Regions from separate parts of the Homo sapiens genome. Here region 1 is linked to region 2. The links are chromatin contacts, found by Hi-C or POLR2A ChIA-PET in ENCODE. All regions are on one chromosome and are shown on one strand. Each heading gives the region's core, a stretch centred on a gene start or an enhancer-like site at or near the end of the contact. The rest is flanking DNA. Distances are from core to core; before and after follow the strand shown. Region 1 overlaps LOC101929174 (a long non-coding RNA gene). Region 2 overlaps LOC101929174 (a long non-coding RNA gene).

What was found. A loop is a pair of places that touch in the nucleus more often than their neighbours do. ChIA-PET counts read pairs that join two places held with the same protein, here RNA polymerase II (POLR2A). Pooled maps may share reads with other maps.
Region 1: a loop to region 2 is called in a map of PC-9, with 4 times the contacts of the local background. The contact joins two enhancer-like sites. A Hi-C loop is called at or near these places in 2 of 168 maps with a recorded cell type or tissue (K562 and PC-9), 4 of 37 single-sample maps with no recorded cell type and 3 of 50 pooled maps. POLR2A ChIA-PET finds 5 or more read pairs at or near these places in 7 of 52 experiments (CD4-positive, alpha-beta memory T cell, GM12878, MCF 10A and 4 more).

The regions. Positions count from the first base shown.
Region 1 is chr11:88,420,267-88,422,966 of GRCh38, reverse strand. All of the region lies in intron 2 of LOC101929174 (a long non-coding RNA gene), which reads right to left. Among named protein-coding and RNA genes, the nearest start is that of GRM5-AS1, 83 kb to the left of the region's middle. RefSeq lists a cis regulatory region at 1,054-1,429. Within about 2 kb of position 1,251, at least 12 of the 41 ENCODE cell types and tissues checked have a DNase peak (open chromatin) inside an H3K27ac peak, as active enhancers do; they include GM12878 and PC-9, where a contact is called at or near this core.
Region 2 is chr11:88,383,018-88,385,717 of GRCh38, reverse strand. The region is part of intron 2 of LOC101929174 (a long non-coding RNA gene); the gene reads right to left. Among named protein-coding and RNA genes, the nearest start is that of CTSC, 47 kb to the right of the region's middle. Within about 2 kb of position 1,262, at least 4 of the 41 ENCODE cell types and tissues checked have a DNase peak (open chromatin) inside an H3K27ac peak, as active enhancers do; they include GM12878 and PC-9, where a contact is called at or near this core.

The DNA of each region.
Region 1 (2,700 bases), core at 2-2,501, 37 kb before region 2:
CTCTGTTGTCCAGGCTGCAGTCCAGTGGTGCGATATCGGCTCACTGCAACTTCCGCCTCCCGGGTTCAAGTGATTCTCCTGCCTCAGCCTCCCAAGTAGTTGGGATTACAGGAGTGCACCACCACGCGCAGCTAATTTTTGTATTTTTAGTAGAGACGGGTTTCACCATGTTGGCCATGCTGGTCTTAAACTCATGGCTTCAAGTTATCCATCCGACTTGGCCTCCCAAAGTGTTAGGATTACAGGCGTGAGCCACCATGCCTGGCCTGTTGTCTTTGTTTTAAAAAGTAGGTAGCATTTGGACATAGAAAGACAAGGAGAAAAATCTAGGGAATTTTTTCTAACCTAGAGAATTAAACAGGTACATTTTGCCGGCCGGCACTATGGCATATGGTAGGCAAGAAGCAGTAGGGGTGGAAAGAAGAGAGAGGTAATCTGGAGACTTCTAGTCAGTCCAACCCTTGGCATTTCACAGACTGGAACCCATAGAGTCAATATAGAAACTGAACCAGACCCTTTATTCTGGAGGAATTTCCAGTAGATAATTAAAATTCAGTTTTTACTGCTTGGTCTAGTCTGTTAAAAAAAAAAAAAAAGGAAAAAGTCAATTTTAAAATTGTTCATCAAATTATCTGCTCTGTTTTTTACAATTAGAAAGATACTTACCTTTCCTAAGTCAAGGTCTTACACACAGACACACACACACACACACACACACACACACAATTTTACCTAGTAATTAATACAGAAATCCTATCCCACCTTTTTGACTTTTCTACTCCACCCACATCCCCTAACCCAGGACAATTTCAGCCACTACAAACAAAAAAACTAGCTGATAGAAGTGTAACCCAAACAAATTATTAACAACAACAGCAACAACAATAACATAAATGTTTATTGCATATCCCAATAGGCTTAACCAGCATTAAAATGATAAAGAAAACCTCATTCTGTCTCATCGTCAACTGTTCTACTCTAAAAAAATCTGTTAAAGGTAAGAAATATTTTTTAGAAAGTCAATAAACAAAAAGAAAAAAAAAAAAGTCCCCTGGAGAGTATTAGAGTGTTTACCACTGGGAGAGAGCTGCCCTCTGAAGAATAAAGCCAAATTACTGGCTTTTCTGAGCCTCACTGATGGGGGGAGAGAGGAAGAATTAAGACAGCTGTTCTTGTCTTAGTTGGAGAAGCTGCGAAGAGGAAACTGTGGGTGGTATGTCTGCTGAGTAAGACTTCTCAGAAAAGTGGTTCCTCCAGTTTTCAGGTTCCTGGAGGCCCATGACAGGCTACTTCCTAGCACTCATTCTGAAGACTTTGGGGTCAAGAGCAGCCCTGGCCCCCTATCCCTACTACCTACTGCTATCTCATATTTCCTGTGCTTTGGGGCTTTTCACCTAATAAATAACTGTCCTTTGAGTAAAAACACACCCTCCCAAATGCCAAATATATTTTAGTAATGAACTAGTGCAGGAATGGCCCTTTGAAACTTAGAACAGGCCTCACTGAAAAATAGTACATTCTTGTGACTTTAACCTAGGGTCTTCTATGCTAGTTCAGCTTAAATCCTCTGTTATCTCATTATGGAAAACTCACTTTTGTAGGGTTCCTCTAATTTTCTGCAAAAGCTTCAAATATTTGTTGTTTTAAGTCCTCCTTGTCCATAGAGTCTGACTATGAAAATGGAAAGAATCTTATTTTTAAGGTAGTCTAGCCCCTTAGACTAGTCCAGATTTGACTTCTCCAAGCAACATAATTCAGAGAGCTCTTCAAATAAATGATGCTATGATCCTATCTGGGCATCACCCCAGGAGGCAAGTGTCAGAGGTGCCTCAGACTTCTGGACGCAGGCTCTTTGCACTTACTGCAAAGCCTTACTGTCTCCAGAACACTTCCTTTCTGTTTTCCCTCTCCATCTTGTATTAGGATTCTCTTACCCGTACCGACATCCCATCTCCTTCATGTCTATCAAATCTTGCTAGCAGGAAGGCTGAGATCAATCACATATGGCTCAGTTTGAATTTGAATCCCTACACTCACTGTAACGAAGGAGAAGATTTGCTCTTGACTTGGAGAATTTTAGATTCTTCTTATTTATATGACCAAGAAGAGAAGTTTAAGGGAAGCCTCAAAATTATACCACAAAAACATTTGCTCACTTAGCCCAAACATAAGGCAGATATTGAATATGGTGAAACATGGGCTGGAAAGAGTTGCAAAATTCACTCCCCCCTATGCCCTGGGTCCCTCCTCAGCAGGGACAGCCAAGTTGTTTCCGGCTGACAGCAAACCAGTCCTGATATCCTGTTCTCATGACACACTCAGGCCCTTCACTGTTTCTGTTCATTCCTGACTATCTTTATACCAGTTGGAAATCCTGCTGCCGCAGAAACTAAAAATGACTCAAAAGCACTCCCTCTCTTTCTTCCAAAATTGTGTTTCTGCACAGCCTGTTCTGTGACCATCACATGACTCCACATTTGCTCATCTGTTCTTATCTGCCATCAAGTCCTGCAGGTCTTTCTCTGGAATCCTGTCCCCAACTCATTGCTCTTTCTCGTCTCTCCACAGCCTGGTTCTGAGACAGAGGGCAGCAATTTCTCATCCCAAATGCCTCGTCTGGGCTTGCAGAAGTTAGTCCAAAGACAGATTGTGAAATCTTCATTGTCAGTTCTTGGCCTTCCCATCCCCTTTGAGACTCTT
Region 2 (2,700 bases), core at 13-2,512:
CATGGGAAGCCCATTCTTTCTCACTGGTTTGTTTGTTTCACTGCCCCTTGCAGAGCAGGGATACCCCACAGGCAGTGTGCCCAGAGTAGCCCTCACTAGTTTGTTTTTTTTGTTTTTGTTTTTGTTTTTTGTTTTTTGTTTTTTGAGACAGAATTTTGCTCTTGTTGCCCAGACTGGAGTGCAATGGCACAATCTGGGCCCACTGTAACCTCCACCTCCTCGGTTCAAGCAATTCTTCCACCTCAGCCTCCCAAGCAGCTGGGATTAGAGGCATGTGCCACCATGCCAGGCTAATTTTGTATTTTCAGTAGAGACCGACTTTCTCCATGTTGGTCAGGCTGGTCTGGAACTTCTGACCTCAGGTGATCCACCTGCCTCAGCCTCCCAAAGTGCTGGAATTACAGGCATGAGCCACTGCACCTGGCCTCACTAGTTGTTTTCCATGTGCATCCATCACGTGTTCATGAGAAAGGTGGGGACGGGGACAGAGACCTGAAAGAGCTGCATTAGTGACATGGGATGCTGCGCCTGGCTAGGTGTGTGGGTGGAGGAGGAGCACTTGGAGAAGCCCATTTTGTACTCTAGGCCCTGCATGAGTATAAGGTGGGGATTGGCTGCCACTTGGGAATAGAAAGGAATGCTGAGGCTTCTGTGGACAGGGACTAGGACAGGGACTATGTAAGTTTGAGGCTGCAGCAGGAGAGCCAAGAAAATTCTGCTCCCGCCTTACTCTCAGTAACAAACATCACCAGCCTATCACTAAGGGAAGGGCAAGGGCACAGAGAGAAACCACCAATGTGGTTTAGGAGTGCAGGCCTACAGAAAGCCAACGGTGGAACAGGAATTCTAGGAGAAAGCCTCTAGCACTCTGGGCCATGCATTAAGCACAAGATAGTGGTGGTTTGCACTAAAGGAATTTGAAGTCTGTGGTACACAGAAGGAACCTAGCAACCGAAAAGCCCAAAACCAGCTCAGCAACAGACTAGATTTACTCAACCCTTCCCTTCAAATTGCCTGATAGAAGAAAAAACTGAAAACTTCCAGGCATAAATTTTAGTCACCTCGTCTCAGTTTTATTCATCTAGTTTCAATTTCTTCCTTTTACTAACAATGTCTGACATTTATCTAAACATTATGGAACACATAAAGCAAGTAAAAGGACATATGCTCAAGAAAGAAAAGAAATGAAGAGAAGCAGACATGGAGACACCTCAGAGGTTGACAGTCAGACAGGGAGCTTAAAATAACAATGACTAATACGCTGAAGGAATCGGGTAGTGGAAAAGGTGAATCCATGCATGAAAAGATGGGAGATATTCAGAAGGAAGGAGGAAAGTTTAAAAAGAATCAAATGGAAATGCTGAAAATAAAAACACAATATCAGAAATGAAGAATTACTTCAACAGGCTTTTCAGCAGAATAGTCAGAGAAATGGAAAGCAGCAATAACTTGAAGATAATTAAAACACAAAGAGGAAAAAAAGAGCTAAAAGGCAAACAGAAGCATGGAAGAGTTGCGAAACCAGACAAAATCATTTAATATACACATACTTGGAATCTCAGGAGGAGAAGAAAGAATGAAGCAGAAGAAATATTTGAAGAGATAAAGGCCAAGACTTTTTCAAATATAATGAAAGATAATAAACCAGAGTTCCTGAAGCTTCAGAGAAACCTAAGCAGCAGGACAAATTTATTTTAAAGAGATTTCAATTATATATTAAAGATATTTACAAATATTAAATCTGTTCTATACACCCACATTGTAAATTATATTTTAAAGGCAATTATATTTTAAAGACATATAAAAAACTAAAGTCTGTTATATTTACCCACATTATTACTGTGTCCAAATGCCTTTGTGTGTCTATGCATGTGCATGAGTGTGTCTATGCATGTACATGAGTGTGTCTGTGTGTTTTCCTTCAGAAGTTCATCTGATATCATGCTCAGTTTGCCAGATCTTGCTGTAACATCTCTTTTCATGCAAATTGGCTGGCAATAATTTATCTCAGTTTTTGTCGTCTGAGAAGCACATTGCTTTCTTATTTGCAAGATGTTTTCACAGGGCATCATTGTAGGTGGTGAGTTGCTGTTTCTGTGTTTGCTTTCCATATGTCAAATAAGCAACTTTATTGTCTTCTGTCTGGCCTCGTTTCAGAAGCCAAGTCTGCTATTTCATATCTGCTTCCTGGTAGAAATTGTTTCTTTTCTCTTTGATTGACTTCAAGATTTTCCCTTTACCTTTGTTTTCTTAATCATTTGACCGTGAAGAGCTAGAGTTTTTCTTCATATTTATCCTGAAACTCTGAAATTAGTATATCAGATAACACATCTCATTTATTTTTTGAGGCCAGCATTGTTCTAGCAGCAAAACAAGATACTCTTAAAAAAAGATTAATATTAATAATTTAAAAAAATGAGCAAGTCAAATCAGAAATGTATTTTAAGAAAGGAAAATATATCATGAACAAATAAGGGATTACTATAGAATTCAAGGTTTGGGGCCTGGCGTAGTGGCTCACACCTGTAATCCCAGCACTTTGGGAGGCTGAGGCCAGTGGATCACCTGAGGTCACGAGTTGGAGATCAGCCTGGCCAACATGGTGAAACCCTATCTCTACTAAAAATACAAAAATTAGCCAGGCATGGTGGTGCATCCCTGTAATCCCAGCTACTCAGGAGGCTAAGGCAGGAGAACCAG